2 separate regions of the Homo sapiens genome follow, and region 1 is linked to region 2. The links are chromatin contacts, found by Hi-C or POLR2A ChIA-PET in ENCODE. All regions are on one chromosome and are shown on one strand. The core of a region is the stretch at or near the end of the contact, and the rest is flanking DNA. Distances in the headings are between cores, read along the strand shown.

What was found. A loop is a pair of places that touch in the nucleus more often than their neighbours do. ChIA-PET counts read pairs that join two places held with the same protein, here RNA polymerase II (POLR2A). Pooled maps may share reads with other maps.
Region 1: a map of PC-9 shows a loop between it and region 2 (3-fold over the local background). The contact joins two enhancer-like sites. A Hi-C loop is called at or near these places in 3 of 168 maps with a recorded cell type or tissue (MCF 10A, PC-9 and mammary epithelial cell), 1 of 37 single-sample maps with no recorded cell type and 1 of 50 pooled maps. POLR2A ChIA-PET finds 5 or more read pairs at or near these places in 5 of 52 experiments (GM12878, MCF 10A, activated T-cell and 1 more).

What each region holds. Positions count from the first base shown.
Region 1 is chr11:26,618,159-26,623,704 of GRCh38, forward strand. The region is part of intron 17 of ANO3 (anoctamin 3); the gene reads left to right. Among named protein-coding and RNA genes, the nearest start is that of MUC15, 49 kb to the left of the region's middle. Within about 2 kb of position 2,638, at least 2 of the 41 ENCODE cell types and tissues checked have a DNase peak (open chromatin) inside an H3K27ac peak, as active enhancers do; they include mammary epithelial cell, where a contact is called at or near this core.
Region 2 is chr11:26,576,106-26,581,676 of GRCh38, forward strand. All of the region lies in intron 14 of ANO3 (anoctamin 3), which reads left to right. Among named protein-coding and RNA genes, the nearest start is that of MUC15, 6.6 kb to the left of the region's middle. Within about 2 kb of position 3,271, at least 2 of the 41 ENCODE cell types and tissues checked have a DNase peak (open chromatin) inside an H3K27ac peak, as active enhancers do; they include mammary epithelial cell, where a contact is called at or near this core.

The DNA.
Region 1 (5,546 bases), core at 1,388-3,887, 41 kb after region 2:
ATAATCCATGTACATGGGATTATAAAATATAGGCATAGAAAAATAGTTTAAATCAGTCAGACCTTTTTTTTTTGGTTAGGAACTTTTAACGTAATTCTGTTTCTGTACATAGCCAGAAACCTTAAACTAGTTCTTACTTATTTCTTTTATCTCCTTCACAGTATCGTGACTAACTGTTGTGAATTTTGCTTCTGTAACATTTTTATTATCCATTTTTTGCTCACCATCCTTGCTTCTCCTTCCTTAGTTCAACTAGTTGTCATTTTTAGCTTGGACTGTTGCAGCAGGCTTCCTGCTGGTTGGTCTTCCTGTCTCTAATCTAAACTCTTCCTATATCCCTTTCACAGGACTATTGGAAGGATCTTTTTAAATAGTAAACGTGCTTGTCATGTGCTTGAGGCTGTTTAATGGGTTTCTATTGTATTTATTGGGTATAAATTCTAAATTCTTTAGCCTGGCCTGTGAGGCCCTCATTGCTTAAAACCACTTTTCCATTCTCTTCTTGGCTAAAATTGTCTCTTGCTGCCCCTCTTTCCAAATCACCCTGCACTCCAACCTACAGAACCACTTTTGCTTGTCCCCCAGGGAACTTTGCTCTTTTATACCCCTGTCTCTTTCTCCACAGTGCTTCCTGTGTCTGGAATGCCATTCTTAATTTGTCTCCTTGGTGAATATCTCTTTATCTTTGAAAATTACAGTTAAGGATCACTTCCTCCATAAAGCATTTTTTTCAATATTGTATTTAGAATTGAATTTTGTGCTTATTCTTCTCACAGTTTGTTTGGACATGTCAATTATTCCTCCAATCAGATTCTTCTGAAGAATTAAGCAATCCATTTTGTGAATATTCTTCTGTTACAGTGCTTAGGATATGTCATTTCTCCCATTATCAGAGTATAAGCTCCTTATGAACAGGGGCTGTAGCTTCCTCATTTTTGTATGTCCAAATATTTAAATAAATTTGAAATATTTTATTCACCAAATATCTTAGCATCTTACTGTATGTGCTCAAAATTATTTTTTGTTATTGGAATTGTATTTTTAACATATTTCAAGTTTGCAGCACTTATTTTAATTTACACTTATAACCAAAGACTATACATTTTCTAAACATTTCAAAACAGAACAGGTGGATCATGGCATTCCTAAATAAATATTTAACTGGGGAGAAAAATATGGGCTAATACAATCAAAATTTGGTTACAAGTCCATCTTACAGGTCATGAAAGTAATTTAAAATAGTATTTCCTATTTTTACTATTCATCAAATCACCTGGAACACTTTTGAAAAACTAAAGATTCTTTTTTTATTATTTATTTTTTTTTATTTTTTGAGATGGAGTCTCACTGTGTCACCCAGGCTGGAGTGCAGTGGCAGGATCTCAGCTCACAGCAACCTCTGCCTCCCATATTCAAGCTATTCTCATTACCTCAGCCTCCCAAGTAATTGGGGGCACATCACCACACCTGGCTAATTTTTGTATTTTTAGTAGAGATAGGGTTTCACCATGTTGGCCTGGCTGGTCTCAAACTCCTGACCTCAAGAGATCCGCCCACTTTGGCCTCCCAAAGTGCTGGGATTACAGGCGTGAGCCACTGCGCCCGGCCAAAAAACTACAGATTCTTGAGTCCTGTTCAGAATCTCCTTTGTTGGGCTAAGAAATCTATATTTAAAACAAATCATTCAAAAATACTCTCTAGTAATTCTTATCCAGCCAGCCCCTCAAATAGCATTAGAAAATCATTAAGAGAGCTAAGGTAATTTTGATGCACAGTCAGGATCAGAAATCACATCTTCCAAAATTAAATTACAAATAATTTTATTTGACAATAATTAAAACATCAATGTATTATTTTTAACATCCCTTTATCAGGCATATAGCTAAACAACTACAAAGACAGAATTTGAAACCGAGAATTGCTCTTTCCTAGGCCTACCATTTTTCTTCTTTATTTTGCTACCCTCAGAAAAGGATATGCTGCTCGAAGGTGCCAAAAGTGGCATGGTACTATTGTATCAGGAAATGTTCCTAAAAATATTTTAATGAAAATTAAATATGCAAAATTATTCCAAAAATGTATATTCTTGTTGCTTGACAATCCAACTTTAACTAATTTTGTCATATTACAGCAGCATGACAGCTGCCTGGTCTCATGATTAAAGGGTAACTTTTAAGAAATATATAGAAACATCAGAACAGAAGTACTCTTAGAGTTTGAAAAACCTGGAATTAGGCTAATTAAATCATTTCAGCATGGTGAAATTTTAATCAAAAATTAAAATGTTATTAAAATCAAATTTTATAAATATTAAATTAAATTTATTAAAATTAAATTAAACTAAAATTAAAACTTTAATTCCAATTAAAAATTTTTAAATTAAAGAATGAACTCCTTTTGGGTTTCCTCCTCTGATTTTAAAATCCATGTATCATGCACGGAGCACTCTAACAAAAAAAGAAAAAGTCCTATCTACATTTGGCTAATGTAAGTACTCCATGTAGGTTCTGGACTTTTCTCCCTTGTTGATCCATTCCCATCTCTAGAGTCCAGAGCATACATCCCTATACTTCTTTCATGGGCCTGATCACTGAAGGCCTCAAAGTACACCTAACTTTCCTTAATACCTGGTTACCACTGGTTACCAATTACAGTGCAAATAAGCTATTATGGAATAGGGTGGATCAAAGGGTTGGACCAGGCATCTTAACCAAGAAAAGAGGTAATGTCAAATGACTCATCTCATAAGAGGATTGGCTTTTTAATAAATGTATTTGTTTAGTTTGTTCATGTCTATGTCCATAGTTTCTAGAAATTCAGACAAGTAGATTACTGGAAAAGGGAAGGCTCTTTTCAATTCTGCAAAAGCTTGGAGTTTATTTTCACAGTGAAGGCTGTATTGTGGGGCTATGACTAAAAGATAAAAAGTTCTAAAACCCATGTAGAACTGCCTAATATGCCCCCTCACAATAACCATGTCCTTTTCCTGCCTTTGCTGTTCTTTTTCTCCCTAACTGGTTTTTGCATAACACCCCAAACAAGGCATTACTGGGAAGATGATGAAGTCTTAGCTGAGAATGAATTCCAAAATGCTTACCATGGCCTACTGTGCACTGAAAAAGTGTTTCCCTGTGAGATCTCAGTGACTCATCTCTTACTACTTCACTGTCTTATTGCTGCCACTCCTTTCTCTCTAACTTCCCTGCCCTTCATGAAATACATCAAGTCTGTGCCAGACTCAGAGCATTGGCATTCCCATTTCTGTGTCTTAAAGGTACTTAGCTGAGATTTCTGCTTGGCTCCCTCCCTCATTGCATGCACTTCTCTGCTCAGATGCTACCCTCTGAATACTTTATTCAGGCTTTTAAGAGGCTTTTCAGAATACTCTATAAAATAGTACTCTCTGTGTCTACCAAAACTCTCTATCCGCTCTGCCTGCTTTATTTTCCCTCAGAGCACTTTTCACCTCCTGACCAATTATGTATTTATTTGCCATTTATCTCTACCCACTGAAATTTGAGTTCTATGAAAGTAGAGATTATGTCTTTTTGATTCAGGTATGTTTGGTTTCTAAAACACTAACTGATGCACTAGAAATTTATAATGAATATATTAATTAATATATATGAATAAGAGAATTTCAGCTTACTAAATGCATCAGTGGCTGATTTTTTAAAGTATAGGTTCTCCAACATGTTATCACGTGTGTGTATCAGGTAGGGCCCGGAATAGTTATCCCTGACGCCCTTTATCCTCTTCCCCAACAAGCACGTACTCATTCCACTTTACACAATCACACACAAATGTACACACTCACAGCTTGTATGTACTGCCAAAGTGATTGCTGCCAGACACCATACAGTTGGATATATTTAAATCATTATTTATTTTTGTAGTCTGTAGTTTGAGATTTAACAATTCATTCTGCTTGAACTGATTTTGTAGCTCATCAGTGATGTTGCCAGTCAGCCATAGCATTTGGGCCTTGGATGATGCAGGTTTGCAAATACCCCAGAAAGTCTTGCAACAGCATTATGGCATCTTTTGTAATTTATAACTTTTTTCCCAGTGTTATTGTAACCCCCCTAATGCATCAGTTGCAGATATTGCCATCCTAAGTTTGCAGAGTGGCTCTATGTGCTAGATATTAAGACAAAAATTTGAATAGGGCTGGGCGTGGTGGCTCATGTCTGTAATCCTAGCACTTTGGGAGGCTGGGGCGGATGAGGAATTGGAGACCAGACTGGGCAACATGCCCAAAAGCCATCTCTGAAAAAAAAAAAAAGAAAAGAAAATGAGCCAGGCATCATAGTGGTGTGTACCTGTAGTTATAGCTACTTGGGAAGCTGAGGTGGGAGGATTACCTGAGCCAAGGAAGTTTAGGATGCAGTGAGTTGTGATCATGCCATTGCACTCCAGCCTGGGTGTTAGAGTGAGACTTTGTCTCGAAAATAAATAAATAGTTAAAAATGAAATGGTTTATGTGACAAGGCACGATGTATGTGGTGCTAGACAGCCATGATAGTCAATCCTGACTTTGCTACTTGCTCAGTCGTGTTGTCTCACTACTAAGGTGCCTGACATTCCACAACTTAGTTTCTTCTTCTGTAAAATGGGAATCATTATACCTACTTAACAAAATTGTTGTTAAGGAATAATAATATACGTAAAGCACTGTTTGGCACAAGCCAAATGGCAATTATTGAACTAGAACTAACTTTCAATCCCCACAAAGGCACTCAACTCAGTGCTAGAGGCATAGTGGGTGCTCAAGTACTATTTTTTGGGCAATTGAATCTATCCTATTGTACTCCTTGGAGACCCTGCTATGATTATCTCACTTAATAAATAAGACATGAAAAAGAACCTGTTACAGTAGGAATCACCTGGTGTTCATGAATTCACAGTAATCTTATCCTAAAATTTGAAAATTATAGTTTGTGTATAGCTAAAACAAAGACCAAAAACCTGCACTAGGAAGAGAATGAGAGTACTGTACTCAGTGTAATCTTTCTGTCTCCAGATAACACTTTAACTCTTAGGAAGGGGCAGATTTGAATCACAGCTAAGATGAGTCATCACAATCATTTTGCTGAAAGAACTGTCAGAGAAGGGGAACAACTTTTAATATGTCCAGATGCATACCTTTTAATTTTTCGTGCCAACAGGGAAGGTTATTGGAAATGATAATCTAAACAATTTTTTATTGAATTATGTGGTTATGAGGTAATATTCATATGCACATACATATACCCACAAGTACTTCTGTCTATAGCGAATACTTTCCCAACTATATTTACTTGGAATATTGTGAAATGTATGCCCTTTTCTTGAGTCTATGTAAATATTGGTCAGAGTATATAGGAGAGGGGAAAAGATGGCAGAAGAGGAAAAGTATTATCAGAAAAATCAATTGTGACTTACAGATTCAACAGATTTGACTTATGCATCTGTTTTAAATAACCACAAAAACAATTTTGTTTTTTACAAATACAAATATATACGGTCTTTTATCATAGTTTAGAAATTTCTTTATCAGTAGGGCA
Region 2 (5,571 bases), core at 2,021-4,520:
TATAATCACCAAGGAAGCAGTGTGCTGAGTAGAACAAGCTCAGGCTACCACGTCACAGTTTCTTTGTTTTGAATCCTGGTTTTGCCACTTAATGGTTTCATAACCTTGGATAATTGCCATCACGTTTCCAAGAATATTTTCTCATTTGTACAATAAAGAAAGTGACACTACTTCTTAGTTGTGTGTGGAGTCAAGTTAAAATAGATAAAATAATTGTGTGTTACTGGACACTTAGTAGTCAAACTCAATTAGACTTAATTAATTATAAATATAATAATTTTTTTGGAGATGATAAAAATTGAGGCTTCAGTGTCAGCATGAATAAATGTTGAGAGGAATCTAACTAAGTGTACAAGCACATATTAGATTATTTTGAATTTGCATCTCTCAGCACATAGTAGTTACTCAATGAATATTAATTTCATGAAAAATGAATGAGTAAACTCTTCTTTATTTTTACCTGAATTTTTCCCTGCCAGAGAGGCTTTCTCTGATCACACTTTGTAAAACTGAAACCCTTTTTTCCTGACCTATTCTCACTCCTCCTGCTGCATTTTCTTCATAGCACTTATTGCCATCTAACATACTGTATATCTTATTTATGTATGTATTTCTTATCTAGTCCCATACTAGAAAAGTCAGCTCGTGACAGCTTACGTTTTTGTCTGTTTTCTGCATTGCTTTATCCACAGGGTTAGACTAATGCCTTGCACAGAGTAAATGCTGGATAAACTTATAAGTGAAAGATTAAATGAGTGAATTGATAAAAGATTGAATAAATATTAATATATTTGTCAACAATAATAACAAAAAGTGAATATACTATTCATGAGACAGCTGTAAGTTTACTTTTTCTTCTTTTTAGAATATTCTTCTCAACGTTGGCCCATTCAGATCTGAAACTTGACTTTTTTTTCACTTAAGGACATTCCTTGGCCACATTTATATGATTGTGAGCAGTTTTCTTTGGTAGGTGGTTAGTGATAGGAGCCATTTCACAAGAAGAGTTGGCCTTAACTAGAGATGCAGAAATCTTCTAACATGTAAGAATGTAGAGGATATGGACACAAGGATAGATAAGTGGGTAGATATGGTTTTGGTGGTAGTCATGTAGACAGAAAAATTGTCAACTGAGAGTATAGGTATCAGATTTTTTTTAAAAAAGAGAGAGAAAGTGGCTGGGCATGGTGGTTCACGCCTGTAATCCCAGCACTTTGGGAGGCTGCGGTGGGCGGATCACCTGAGGTTAAAGACCAGCCAGGCCAACATGGGGAAACCCCGTCTGTACTAAAAATACAGAAAAAAGAGGTAGCTGGGCATGGTGGCAGATGCCTGTAATCCCAGCTACTTGGGAGGCTGAGGCAGGAGAATGGCTTGAACCCGGGAGGCAGAGGTTGCAGTGAAGCTGAGATTGCGCCATTACACTCCAGCCTGGGCAACAAGAGAGAGACTCCGTCTCAAAAAAAAAAAAAAAAGAGAGAGAGAGAGAAAGTATTACAGCATGGCAGCCTCAAAGATCTACTCAAAGTTAGTAATCATTAATATAAAATAAAACAATTTACTCAGAATAGCTGTGCTTTTTTCCAGCTATGTTAATGTGCATGAGTACAAATCGATAGTAGATGGAGTGATGGGTTTAACTAGGGTTGTATTTAAACCATGGGCTTATGACAAACTGAAACAAGAGCTAGAGAGTTGAGGGCATTTGCACCCAATTGAGTATAATGATTGCCCATTAGGATACATAAAGACAAAAGTGAAGGCACAAAGGGAGGAAAGGATAGTAAAAATATGATAGGATCAATGAACTGATAATCTGGCTCAAGAGAATGTTGGAATTGCAGTTTATAGGGAGTGAACTAGAACTATGAATGTAATTATTGAATATCATGGAAGGCCTGCTACTATTGATCAAAAGTATGTCGTGGGAGCACATGAGTGAGACCGAGTAGGAGAAAACAGTTTTGAAGATAGAGATCAAAGAACTGAGAAGCCAGAGTACTAGAAAGATTATCTGTGTATATTGTAATTTCCAAGAGTAATTTTGGGAGTATGTTGATAAGAGTTATATTAAGACATGAGTTTAAAATCTTCATAGATGTTAGGTAAGTGTCTCCAGGAGACAGAAGATGACTACCACAAGGAGTGGCAGTAGGAAGCATGAATTGACAATATGAGATTCGAATCTGTAAATTGTTTAGGAGGGAGGAAATATGGTCCTAAAGCAGCAATGAGGAGCAAGAAATTCACTACCTCAGCAGTACGTATTGACATAGGAGACAAAGAGCTATCACTTGAGTGTGCTACATGGAAAGTGGGGTTTTAGGGGAGTCCCAGGTTTCAATTAGAGTAAGAAGGTGAAGGGATACAAAAGGCTTTGCCTTGACTTTGTGTAAAAAGGGAATAGTGAATTTGTTTCAAAAGTTGGGAAGGAGCGGGCGATCATCACAAAGGCAATCCCTGTTCCTGGTGGCATGAGGATCAGTTCCTGGGGAGTGAGGGATGATCTGGAAATTGTGGGCTCCTTGAAGTAACTGATAGGAACAGGGTTAAAAAGTACGATTATATTAGTCTCGATAGACCACTTGTGCATGTTCACAGGCAGAAAGCTGTGTGTAGAATATGGGGATAGAGGCCTATTGCTAAAATGGAGAGTTATAGGCTCCCTGTAGATTCCTGCTATTAGAAGAATTCTGAAATAGAGCCTTTTCTTTCCAGCACTCAAGTGACTCTTCAACCTACAAATGGCAGCCTTGCAGGGAAATGAGACGGCTCTCTTCAACAATACGTGATATTCTGTTTTGTGGAGATACCATAACTGATTAATTCCTGTGAGATGAAGCGTACTGTTATAGCAGCTTTATTCTTTTAAAACCCTAATTTTGTTATATAGTCTAATCTGTTTAAGCAACTCTTGCCCAATTTATTAACTATCAACTATTTTTACATGGACTTAACTTATTAAGTGAGGTTACAACCAGGCATACATATATTGAAGTGGCAAAACTGACAGTTTGATAATATTATAACTTATCTTACCACTGCTAGGAAAAGATCCACATGATTTATTAATGCTTTCTAAAAAAGCACTTAAGGCAGGTAATTAGAAAATCCTGGCATATCTAATTTGTTTCTGTCTAGTTAGAAAAAGTTATTATAGCTAAATAATAACCTCAGCAGCAGAGTGTTCTCACCAACGAGCCATAACTTGAAGCAGATAGAGTGAGGAGAGAGTGAGATGCCTGGGAAGGTGTGTACACTCTGAGGAAGAATCTTGATTTGTTCCTTGGCTCAAAAGTAGGGACAGAAGGAAAAGGAAATTTATTCATGACCTGAAGAAGATTTTGAAATCAAGTCCACAGGCAGCAAATAACAATGACAAAAGACTTACTCATCCATTGAAAGGACTATACATACCTTAAACAATTTGCAGGGAACATTGAAAACATATGGTTAGCTAAGCTGACAGTTCATACAAGCTCTTTAGCTACAGAAAAGGAACTCAATTTTTGTGCTGAATTAGGAGAAAGCAACAGATTAGATATGCTAGGATTTTCTATTTATCTGCCTCACTTTTTGTTTGTTTAAAAAGCAAAAGAAAGTATTAAGTCACGTGGATCTTTTTTTTCATGAAAAAGATCCAGTTAAAGTTGTTATGAATCCCCTCTTTTAAATATAAGTACTTTAGTAACATTGAGGAGTCAGACAAACCTGGGGCAGAGTCGAGTTCACTTTTGAACAGCATTATTACCAGTAAAAGAGCAATAGAACAGTTTCTTACACATGAAGCTGGTATGAGGATGTAATGAGTAGACATGTGTAGAATATGTAACAACATGACTGGCACATAAGTTTCTAATGCATTATAGCCATTCATGAGAAGAGATATACAATTTTGGAAGCCCCTTTTAAGAAAAAGATTACAAAAATACCAATACAAAATGAGGTGCAAAAGTAATGAGAATGGAAAAAATCACAAATTTATAAATTTTTTAAAACTCCAAAATAACATACACAAAAAGCAAAATCCAGTAGGTTAAAAATATTTTAATCAACTGACTGCTAAACACATCTCTGTAATGCTTTTTGGGCTATATTTGTCTGCAAATTTAGAGATTTTAAATTATGTCTTTATATGATGTTTAAAAAATATTTTATAAAGGGAATATAAAAGTAATTCAGTCTTTCCTCTTTCTCTAGCATGGTTAATTCTGTTTTTATTATTGATAGTTTCAAAGTTTCTTTCAGCTTCATAATTCATCACTGGCAGTATTACGTACATTTTTAAGATTGTTGTGAATTTGGCAAAATCTCTAGTGTCTTTCATAGATTAGTTGAAATTTTTACAATTTCCTATAGTTTCTGGCTTCATGTATTCAGATCTTATTTCTCTTCCATTACCTGTGTTGGGCACCATAGAACATATGTAAATTAACATACCACTCCTGAATAGAGAGCCAAAAGAAGGCTCTGATAACTATTGTTTCAGGTGGGCCTTCTTTTGAGAAGTCTCCAAGTCTTTAACTCTTCTGATGAAAACAGTGCTTTCCTCTATATTCAGACATATTTAACTACACTATATCTACAAATTCAGATATAGTGTTCTCTTAAAAGAAATATTTTCAGACAATTAAGCTATGAGCATGGATCATAATCTTATGAGTTTTGCCATAAAGCAAAAGTCCTCTAACAGACCAATGCAAAGATTTATATCTTAGTAGAAATGTTTATTTAAAAAAAATGGTTAGTAAATATTATTAGACTCAGAAAGGAAAGCATGTCAAGTCACAGGCCTTTGAACTGCTGATTGATGGGCCACTGGTGGGATGAGCAGCTCACCTCCCAGAAGTTCCTTGTCTCATTTTGCTGTGTCAGAAACTTACGTAAACGTTTTATCTGTGATGCTAATTTCTTCCTAGAAAGAAGTTACAGATCATATAGCCAAGAAAGTTCTATTCCAAATTATGTTTGAAATAAACCATGGAAGAAATTCAGCATTCCAGCCAAGTAACTTCCTCACATAACTTAACCTCTAAGAGTCTCGGTTTGTTTATATAATGAGTGAGATGGATAATGTTTACTTAACCTGAGTTGTTTTGAAGATGATGTGACTTAATGTAAAAATATCTAGCACAAACTCAAGGACATTGTAAGTCCTCAGTAAATGCCAGTTCTCTTCTTTGGAAATATGGTGCAATTCCCTTTTTTTTTTTTTTGTATGCTCACTATAATGATGAACATACATAAGTTTAGGATTAAATTATTGACTCTAGAGGCAGCAGTCTTAAATACAAAAGGAGAAGGCCGGACACTTGGTTCACGCCTGTAATCCTAGCACTTTGGGAGGCCAAGGCAGGTGGATCACCTGAGGTCAGGAGTTCGAGACCACCCTGGTCAACATGGTGAAACCCCGTCTCTACTAAAAATACAAAAATTAGCTGGGCATGGTGGCACGTGCCTGTAGTCCCAGCTATGTGGGAGGCTGAGGCAGGAGAATTGCTTGAACCTGGGAGGCGGAAGTTCCAGTGAGCCAAGATCACACCATTGCACTCCACCTTGGGCGACACAGCA